2 separate regions of the Homo sapiens genome follow, and region 2 is linked to region 1. A link is an interaction called in ENCODE POLR2A ChIA-PET data of the cell type or tissue named here. Cell type or tissue: IMR-90. All regions are shown on one strand. Links, peaks and the distances in the headings refer to the core of each region. The heading gives the core; the rest is flanking DNA.

Region 1 (5,532 bases), core at 93-5,092:
GGCAGGAGGATCACTTAAGGCTAGGAGTTCAAGACCAGCTTGGGTAATAGAACAAGACCCCCACCTCTACAAAATAATTATTTTAATTACCTGGGCATGGGACAGTAGCTGGGACACATTCCTGTAGTCCCAGCTACTCAGGAAGCTGAGGCGGGATGATTGCTTGGGCCCAGGAGTTCTAGGTTACAGTGAGCTATAACTGTGCCACTGTACTCCAGTCTAGGTGACAGAGCAAGACTTTGTCTCAAAAACAACAACAACAAAAACCAACAAAAAACTTCTGCTTATAATTCAGCTGGTCTGAATCATCCCCTGAAGAACTTCCTCAGAATTTCTCACACCACGTACACAACTGTACCCAACTATTATTTTCCTGTATGGCAATTATTTATACTTGACAATGAGCAAATGAGCATCTTGAGGGCTTTCTGGTTTTTTTTTTTTTTTTGAGATGGGGTCTTGCTCTGTCACCTAGACTGGAGTACAGTGGCGCAGTTATAGCTCACTGTAACCTAGAACTCCTGGGCCCAAGCAATCATCCCGCCTCAGCTTCCTGAGCAGCCAGGACTATAGGTGTGCACCACTGTACCCAGCCAATGTTGTTTTTTAGAGATGGGGTCTTGCTACGTTGCCCAGACTAGACTCAAATCCCTGACCTTAAGTGATCCTCCCGCCTTGGCCTCCTAAAGTGCTGGGACTACAGGCATGAGCCACCATGCCCAGCCAAGGGCAAACATTTTATTCTTTATTCACATCTGTCAGCAAGCCATCTCAATACATTTTTTTCCCTAAAGCAATGAAACAAGAAAAAGCTGATACCGTGTTAAGTATGCCTATTACAAATATTCCACATCTACAAGAAGACAGATGTTTGCATTTGTTCTTGGTGACACCAGTCGACAAATGTGGTAACATAATGGAAAATGCCAGCCTGTGAGTACGACAGAATGTATGCCCCATGGCTTCACTTGTTCGGTAATGACATCATGTAGCTGGATGCTCTCCAAATGCCTTAGAGATCAACTTAAAAAAACATAAAACACATAAAGGCTATTCATATATTAGCTTCTATCCTTATTAGTTCACTCCTTTGTTTTTCCGTCAACCAAAATTATTAAATACCTTCCTCCAAGGAGAAGTACAAATACTAGGGAAAATAAAGACACAATCCTCTAGTAAAATTCCCTAAGGTTACCAGTGGTCACACAATTACTCTGAAGATTCCTTCCAAAGGCACTCCTCAGGAAACGGTGCCAGCTAAGAATCCTGATGGGCCTTCAGGTGAGGACACATGCTAGATGAGAACATCTCCTGTGTCAACAAAATTGCTCCCCGAAGACTCTGGGGCCGATGACCACAGCAACCACTGCAGCTGATTCAGAGAAGATGCTGTTCTCAGACATTTCTCAACAAGCGCCCACATAAAATAAAACCCCTTTAGGGAATGCCCAGGTACTTCTACCTTCCATCAATAAAATCTAAGTCTATTTAAAATATTTTTATTGTTAGAGAATTCACTTTGTTTTAATCTCCAGAAACAATTTCAGTGCTTGCAAGGACTTTAAGAATGATCTATTCACAGAGATTTAAAGATAGAAGATAAAAGTGCATTTGAACATATTAACAAACAAGCAATGCAGTATTTTCAGACTCTGTATCTGTTTCTCCACAAATAGCACTCAATAAAGTGACACCTGAACGAATTAAAGAAGCTGTAAACTTGTAGACTGAAAATAGAAAAGGTATTTTCAGGTAGTGCAGAAAAAAGAACACACTGAGAATTTTACTAGGTACACCACCCTCAATTTACAAAGAGTACCGTAATAAATAAATTTAAATATATATAAATGTGTATTGTCCTTGGTTTCAAAATTTCAAAAAATTATACATAGCTACAGGATCTGAAAATAAAATTGCAAAGCAATCACATTTGCAAAACACCAATTTGGGAGAATTAACTTTAAGTAGGATATAAGCAATCTATTTAAAGAAAATTTTAAAACCCTAATGGGAATAAAGAAAGACAAGTGGAGAGATATATGAGGATTCTATCTGGAATACTAAATACAGCAACAGAGACATCTGCCCAATTCATATGTAGGTTTGAAGCATTATCAAAAACTCTGTGGAAAGAGCCACATAGAGGCAGGGACTGGGAGACACAGCACAAATTACTGAAGCCAGGAGGCCTGGGAGGTCGATGGGGACAGCCATGCTACATAGCAATATCAATCCTAAGGAAGGTTTCTAGCTGGTTCACCCTTATTTGGGGCCTGAAAACTTTTTTCATCAGCTGGAGCCTGCTCTCTGCAGGCTTGCCTACTTCGAATAAAAAATGATTGTAAAATTTATCAGAAAAATTAAGTAGACACAAATACGAAAGAATATTTTGAGAGCAAAAACTCATACACTTTTCCTTTATTACTTAAATCATAATAACATCTTAAAATAAATAGATGTATGTATTTAACTATAAAACAAAGCCAAATGTGATTATTAGAGATACAGAGGGTGTGATTAAAGGAGAAAGGTTTTTTCCAATATTTAAATAAAAAACAATGTTTTAATGGATGGGGAGAACACGCCAAATCCAACATTAAAAAATTTACTATCCTCCCAAAAGTTAAAGAACCAGTATCGGGGCCAGGCACGGTGGCTCACGCCTGTAATCCCAGCACTTTGGGAGGCCAAGACGGGTGGATCACAAGGTCAAGAGATCAAGACCATCCTGGCCAACATGGTGAAACCCCAGCTCTACTAAAAATACAAAAATTAGCCAGGCGTGGTGGTGGGCACCTGTAATCCCAGGTACTCGGGAGGCTGACGCAGGAGAATCACTTGAACCCGGGAGGTGGAGTTTGCAGTGAGCCGAGATCGTGCCACTGCACTCCAGCCTGGTGACGGAGTAAGACTCCGTCTCAAAAAAAGAACCAGTGTCAGTCCATATCATGACAAATGGATAATATTTAAAATTTCATCTAATGAATAAATGAAAAAGTAGAAACTAAAACTTGATAAACCACTTTATATCCTTTAATTAACAACAAATTAAGACTTCATAAGATCTAGAAATTTTAGACTCCAGAAGTCTCTTCTTAAAAAACCTGGTCCTCATGATTTTGCCAGTCTTTCCAATGGATATCTGGAAATATACAAGAAAAATTTTAAACTATTCAAGTTTTTAATCCTATTCATTCCACTTTTGAGACTGCAGCCCCAAAAGAATTTGTACAGACTAACACAGTATTTATTCTAAGGAAAATATAAATATATTTTTAAATGCCCCAATAAGTAATTATTTAAACAAATAATGGGGCTGGGTGTGGTAGCTCACGCCTGTAATCCCAGCACTTTGGGAGGCCAAGGCAGACGCATCATCTGAGGTCAGGGGCTCAAGACCAGCCTGGCCAACATGGTGAAACCCTGTCTCTACTAAAAATACAAAAATTAGCTGGGTGGGGTGGCACATGCCTATAATCCCAGCTACTCGGGAGGCTGAGGCAGGAGAATCGCTTGAACCCAGGATGTGGTGGAGGCTGCAGTGAGCTGAGATGGCGCCACTGCACTCCAACCTGGGCAACAGAGTGAGACTCTGTCTCAAAAAAAAAAAAAAAAAAAAAAAAAAAAAGTTTAACAACACAAAAAGATGCTACTTAATTATTACACATCACAAATTCATCAGCTTTGTCAATATAGACAATCCCTGAGTTACATAAGGTGTCTAAGTTTGTAAAGTCCACAAATACAGTTATAAAAGGGAGCAAATCCACTACGTTTTTCCCAGGAAATGCCACCAGTGCTTTTTCATATCTTAAGAACACAGTATGTATAACTATCACTTGTAAACAGGCAATACAATTTTAATTTAACAACAAGCCTTATTCAACTTTTGATTAATTTGCAAAAACGGGTTGCTGAAGCCTCTCTATTCAGAAGCTAACACTCTCACCAAGTCTTGCACAGCCTCAGCCTCATAAGAAGACTTCACAGAGAACTGAGGCACAAAAATATATAGTGCAAGGCTAAGAAATGCTCATCTCAGCTACACAGGCTGAGCCACAAGGCAGTTCTGCACTAAAAGAATGGGCTTAATCAAGCATTCATACCTAACATCACTCTAGTTTTTCATCAAGGTGCCTACATAAGTGTTAGTATTCGGGGTTCAGTACTGTATAACTCAGGACCATCCATATAAAAATGCAATGCAAAGTATCCAGGGACAAGTTCGCACCCATTTGAACTCTGTGAAAGCATACACAGCCACTGATAAAGACCAAAACAGGGCCAGGCGTGGTAGCTCATGCCTGTAATACTAGCACTTTGGGAGGCCGAGGCAGGTGAACTGCCTGAGGTCAGGAGTTCAAGACCAGCCTGGCCAACATGGTGAAACCCTATCTCTACTAAAAATACAAAAGTTAGCCAGCAGTGGTGGCAGTAATCCCAGCCACCAAGGAGTCTGAGGCAAGAGAATCGCTGGAAACCGGGAGGCGGAGGCTGCAGTGAGCCGAGATTGCACCACTTCACTCCAGCCTGGGCAACAGAGCAAGACTCTTCTTTAAAAAAAAAAAAAAGCTCTCCCCTCTCCCATCTCCCCTCTCCCCTCTTCCTTTCTTTCTACGGTCTCCCTCTCTTGCCAAGCCTGGATTGTACTGCCATGATCTCAGCTCGCTGCAACCTCCCTGCCTCGGGCTCCCGTGATTCTCCTGCCTCGGCCTGCCGAGTGCCTGGGATTCCAGGCACATGCCACCATTCCTGACTGGTTTTTGTATTTTTGGTGGAGACGGGGTTTTGCCGTGTTGACCGGGCTGGTCTCCAGCTCCTGGCCTCGGGTGATCTGCCTGCCTCGGCCTCCCGAGGTGCTGGGATTGCAGACAGAGTCTCACTCACTCAGTGCTCAATGTTGCCCAGGCTGGAGTGCAGTGGCGTGATCTCGGCTTGCTACAACCTCCCCCTCCCAGCCGCCTGCCTTGGCCTCCCAAAGTGCTAAGATTACAGCCTCTGCCCGCCCGCCACCCCATCTAGGAAGTGAGCAGCGTCTCTGCCTGGCCGCCCATCGTCTGGGATGTGAGGAGCCCCTCTGCCCGGCCGCCCCGTCTGGGAAGTGAAGAGCACCTCTGCCTGGCCCCCACCCTGTCTAGGAAGTGAGGAGAGCCTCTGCCCGGCCGCCCCGTCTGGGAGGAAGTGAGGAGCGCCTCTGCTCGGTTGCCCCGAATGGGAAGTGAGGAGCGCCTCTGCCCGGCTGCCCCGTCTGGGAAGTGGAGTGCCTCTGCCCGGCTGCCCCGTCTGGGAGGAAGTGAGGAGCGCCTCTGCCCGGCTGCCCCGCCTGGGAAGTGAGGAGCGCCTCTGCCCGGCCGCCCCGTTTGGGAGGTGAGGAGTGCCTCTGCCCGGCCGCCACACCGTCTGGGAAGTGGGGAGTGCCTCTGCCCGGCCGCCCCACCTAGGAGGTGAGGAGCGTCTCTGCCCGGCCGCCCCGTCTGGGAGGTGAGGAGCGCCTCTGCCCGGCCGCCCCATCTGGGAGGTGAGGAGCGCCTC
Region 2 (5,532 bases), core at 145-5,144, 300 kb before region 1:
ACAGAATTTAACTCATATTTAAAAGTATATTTTGCAGGGTTTTGTACACTCCAAATGTTCTAGAAATGCAACTAGTGGGCCGGGCGTGGTGGCTCACGCCTGTAATCCCAGAACTTTGGGAGGCTGAGGCAGGCGGATCACGAGGTCAGGAGATTGAGACCATCCTGGCTAACACAGTGAAACCCCGTCTCTACTAAAAATACAAAAAATTAGCCGGGTGTTGTGGCAGGCGCCTGTAGTCCCACCTACTTGGGAGGCTGGGGCAGGAGAATGGCATGAACCTGGGAGGCAGAGCTTGCAGTGAGCTGAGATAGTGCCACTGCACTCCAGCCTGGGCGACAGAGCAAGACTCCGTCTCAAAAAATAATAGTAATAAGTTAAAAAAAAAAAAAGAAATGCAACTAGTGTGTAAATGGAAGGAAGACTATTTTGTTTCATTTCAAACTTTAACAAGAATTTTTTATTGTTTCAGAAAGACATCATGGAGGGCAACATTGCTTATGGTACTGGAATCACTATGCCATGTATTGATGGCCCGCGTCTGCAGACAATGTCCTTAATATGATTTGATGTATGCAAACATCTGACTATTTCACCTTGTCTTCTCATGCAGTTTACATATACAAGTACATATTATCATTCACTATCCCTTTACTTCTTTTCTTTTGAGACAGAGTCATAGTCTATTTTTCCAAGACAAAGTATGCCTAGGTGACAATTTACTCATTTTAAAATTATCTTTCAGGTTTTTTGTTTTGTTTTTTCATAAAGTTTTTCCTAGCCATTAACAGTTTCTCTTTTTTTCTTTTTTCTTTTTCTCTCTTTTTTTTTTTTTTTTTTTTTGAGCCAGAGTCTCGCTCTGCCACCCAGGCTGGAGTGCAATGGTGCAATCTCGCCTCACTACAACCTCTACCTCCCAGGTTCCAGCGATTCTCTTGACTCAGCCTCCTGAGTAGCTGGGATTACAGGCACGCGCCATCACACACGGCTAATTTTTGTATTTTTAGTAGAGAAAGGGTTTCACCATGTTGGCCAGACTGGTCTTGAACTCCTGACCTCAGTTGATCTGTCCGCCTCGGCCTCCCAAAGTACTGGGATTACAGGCATGAGTCACCGTGCCCGGCCACTACTAAGGGTTTTTAAGGTGGCAGATGGAGTTAATTAGTAAACTGAATGAGCCTATAGTAAGTACCAGGAAGATCAGAGATAACTTCCAAACACCTCACAGCATTAGCAAGAAAAAGTGAACCTTTACAGATTTAAATTCTGGTCACTTACACTAGCAAGATATGAAAAACCACATGGAGTTACTTTACATAGTCTTAAAAATGGATAAAACAAATGTAATTCTCTCTTGAATGCTTTTGGTTTTGTGCCATTTTGAAGTAGAACATGAGGTAGTCAAGGAATTCTGTGAAATCTATTAAAATTCGCTGCATATTTCTCCACACTGTCCCGCCATCACCACACAACACCAGGTTTGTGCTTCAGGCCCTTCTACAACAATAGAGTAAGGGAGTAAGGTGGATGATTTTTTTTTTTTTGAGACAGAGTCTCGCTCTGTCGCCCAGGCTGGAGTGCAGTGGCACAATCTCCACTCACTGCAAGCTCCACCTCCCGGGTTTACGCCATTCTCCTGCCTCAGCCTCCTGAGTAGCTGGGACTACAGGCGCCTGCCACCATGCCCGGCTAATTTTTTGTACTTTTAGTAGAGATGGGGTTTCACCGTGTCAGCCAGGATGGTCTCGATCTCCTGACCTCGTGATCTGCCCGCCTCAGCCTCCCAAAGTGCTGGGATTACAGGCGTGAGCCATCGCACCCGGCCAAGGATGACATTTTTAACACTCACAAAGCAGGTAACAGGAATAGTTGTCACAGGGGTCCTGAACTGGCTGCACCCACCTGCTTGCAGGCAAACGACCACATGCAACCACCCAGAGCAGCAGTGATGTTGCTGAATGGACCACGAGGAAGAGGAAGACTGACAGGTGACAGGAAAGGACAGGACACCTGCCTGGCTGAGACGCCACCGCCAGGCCTGGGAGAAGAGGGGAGTTGTGTGAGGATTGGAAAGGAGGAGAAGGCATCTCTAGGGTGAGAGACGGCAGATGTGACAATACTGAGGTGGGAATGTGTCACTCTTCCACTCTCCAGTGAAGTCACGCTGGTTTTCCCTTCCCGTAAACACATTCTAAAGCACAGGCATCCCAGTCGTGACCTCCCGATCCAGTTCTCCTGACTCCTCCATCCTCAGTTCCCACAGAATGCTCGCCACTCCCATACTGACCTCATTCAAGACCATTCCCTGACCACATGCGCTCTGCATTTCCACGCATCGGCCCCACTCTTCCTTCTGCCCAATGAGGCAAGAGATGGGGACAGTCATGAGACCAGGGCTGGGGGCTGGCTGTGTGGGTGAGTAGCTGCCTCTGCCACCGACTTGCTGTTGAGCTGATGATGGGCAAGTTACTTAAGCCCTCTGGGGCTTCATGTCCTCATCTACGAAGTAGACAGGTGCAGCACCCACTTCACGGCGGTGCTATGATGACGAAACGTGCTGATGCATGTGGAGACCTCTAGAGCACAGTGCTCAGCTCATAAGTACACTCAGCTAATGCCGGCTGACAGTCGTGGTACTAACAGTAAGAGCAGCCTCACTCTTACTATTAGCCCTTCAAGGGCCAGATCAAGGCTACCCAGTTCAGAAACTTTCTCCTCATTTACAATAAAGATCCATTGCTCCTTCAAATTTAACTGCTTTCTAATTTGTATATTTCGATGGTGACCCTGATTTCATTCTGTCTTGAGTGTTTGCCTTCTAGGGACAATATCAGATTTCAGCGATTCCCCCATCACCCAGCCAGGAGGCACTTGATGTTTGGCTTGAATTGAGAAACCTGAAGAATATTGCGACACGGAGATTTACTCCGATGTCAAACTTCCTTCCTAGGGCAGGAAGCCCATATTCAAGTACAGCAGGAAGTAAGGACGGGCAGGGGGCAAGTGAGTCCTCACTGCAGAAAACCTCAGTCTTCAGAAATCCAAAAAGCATAGAAAAATCTGAGTCATTTTGGAATTTAACAGGAATCTTTGAAATTGTATGTTAATCATCTCACGCAGGAATTCACAATCTCATAGCTTGAATACGGAAATCTCCTAGGTCCATTTTCCCAGGATGACATTTATTCGGTCACTCCATCATTTGCTCAACAAGATCTTAAATGCTCTATGATGTCCCAAGCACTGAGTCAGGCACCGTCCTCACCTGCTCGGAGCTTAGATCCAGTCTCCTAACTCCCCTGCTACATTTTTGTAATGGTGCCTGTCTTTGTTTTACAGCACTCCATCGATCAGCCTGATTTTATCTGGCAATTAAAAATGAATAAATCCCACACCACAGCACCACCTGGAAGGAAACATTCTCCTACAGCCATGTGGAGAAGCCCCCCCGACACTCAGCCATCCTGTCTCTGTGTCACTTTTGGAGCCAGACAGTCTGGGCTCATACCCAGCCAGGACTCAGCCACGTGCTCTCAGGCCAGCTGCTTCATCTCTGGGAGACTGGCCTTCCTCCTCCGTGACATGGAGCCATCCCTGCTTCACAGGGCTGTTTGGGGAACTCACTGAGTCATCCAGGCACAGCCCTAGAGCAACAGCCAGAACAAAGCAAGCCCGACTCAAAAGGGTTTCTTCTACCCTTCCATCTCCCCTTCAGGAAGGCCCAAGAGTAGGAAGTTAAGCCACTGTTCTGGGATTGGGAGGGACGCGGGCAGCCATGGGGAAAACTTCAATCTAGGTGTTTCCATTGGTCTTTATCTGGTCATGCTGTATCCCAGTGGAACTTCGGCATCCAGACAAACACAGTTTGGTTACGGCATTGAGTGTGTCAGTTCAACACTGATTTTATTGGCCTCTATGTATCAAGCACGTGCCAGATATCGAGGATCTAAAAAGAAGTGAGACTCAATCTCTGCATTTAAGAAGGACCCATCCCAGCCAGAACATGGACACACAGACAAATAACTCATAACATGGTGGGATGAGTACAAAACCCAAGGATCAGAAGGCAAGAGTCACTCCACACAGGAGCAGAGAGGGCTGGTGGGACCAGGGAGGGCTTCCCAGGGAGAGACGTGTGGGACAGCTCCGCCAGGGGACTGAAATAGTCAGCCATGCACTAGGAGTTTGAAACAATGCCTGCTTGCTTTCCTCAGCCTAACAGCAAATCTTGACTTTGGCTTCTAAATCTGGTGAAAGGGGAAAAGTACAAGAAAAGTAAAACCAATGAAGAAAAGAGATGAGGAGGATGGGAAAGGGACACATTGTTTATTCTTAGGGGCCCCTATTTCTTTCATCCAATCATCTATTGTCTCTGAGCAGTCAGTCATCAGATCAAAGGAAATAAATGTTCAGCCCTCCCTGGTACGGGGGAAACGTCACCAGAGTGGAAATGCAGAGATCTGCGGTAGCATGAGTGCGTGTGAATGTGACTGTCATCACCACACACGCTTTCAAGGGAAGACTACAGAACGTTCTCAAAGCCCACAAGCCACAGCCCTGCAGGTCATTTCAAGCGGGCGGCAGCTCGCTCCTGTATTGTTTACCACAGCTATTTCCTTGAGAAGTTTCACAGCTTCAGCGTGCAGCCACCATGCTTTCTGCCTCGTACACAGGGGAAAAGTTGAGTGACTGCATTGTCCTTGAAATTTTACCTGAAAACCTCATGACTTTTTTGCTTGCATAGATTCTTTTTTTTTTTCTCTGAGACGGAGTTCGCTCTTGTTGCCCAGGCGGGAATGCAATGGCGCGATCTTGGCTCACCACAACCTCCGCCTCCCAGGTTCATGAAATTCTCCTGCCTCAACCTCCCGAGTAGCTGACATTACAGGCATGCACCACCATCCTCCGCTAATTTTGTATTTTTAGTAGAGACAGGGTTTCTTCATGTTGGTCAGGCTGGTCTCAAACTCCCAACCTCAGGTGATCTGCCCACCGTGGCCTCCCAAAGTGCTGGGATTACAGGTGTGAGCCACTGCGACCGGCCTGCTTGCATAGATTCTTTACGGAAGCTGATTACAGCCACAAAGGAAGGTGATGAATAAAGAACAGCTCTCAGCTCAGTTCCCTATTCATAGGCTTAAAAGACTCATTTTTGCAACAATGAGACAGCACGCATGCATATCCATCAGAAAGTCTGACACAGAAATGAAGATGTGCGTTTATACATTTTCTGTCTATCTTGTTACTCATTCAGAGGTGGGTTTTCTGGGAAGCGAATGACACCTCAACTTCAGAATCCTTTATTTGCACGGCCCTGTCCAAGGCCCTAGATGCCCTGTACCTGGTTCCCTCTTTGTTTTCCCAAAGTCTCCACAAGTTGTACAAGTTTCAGGTCCCTCAGATATCTCTACTTCACATTAGAAGACTCGGCTGGGTGCGGTGGCTCACGCCTGTAATCCCAGCACTTTGGGAAGCTGAGGTGGGTGGATCACGAGGTCAGGAGTTTTGAGACCAGCCTGGCCAACATGGTGA

The links. ChIA-PET counts read pairs that join two places held together with the same protein. Peaks named below come from ENCODE experiments on the same cell type or tissue, not always from the same donor. Only the 100,000 strongest peaks of a DNase experiment are listed, where the experiment ranks them.
Region 2: POLR2A ChIA-PET joins it to region 1 with 15 read pairs; 2 of 35 experiments call an interaction of 5 or more read pairs at or near these places.

The regions. Positions count from the first base shown.
Region 1 is chr6:158,349,804-158,355,335 of GRCh38, reverse strand. All of the region lies in intron 1 of TULP4 (TUB like protein 4), which reads right to left. Among named protein-coding and RNA genes, the nearest start is that of SNORA116, 30 kb to the right of the region's middle. In IMR-90, for the core only: no CTCF peak of the experiment used is centred there; no DNase peak of the experiment used is centred there.
Region 2 is chr6:158,652,737-158,658,268 of GRCh38, reverse strand. The region is part of intron 2 of SYTL3 (synaptotagmin like 3); the gene reads right to left. Among named protein-coding and RNA genes, the nearest start is that of SYTL3, 5.4 kb to the right of the region's middle. In IMR-90, for the core only: no CTCF peak of the experiment used is centred there; DNase peaks (open chromatin) are centred at 3,008, 3,568 and 4,488; H3K27ac peaks cover 2,767 bases.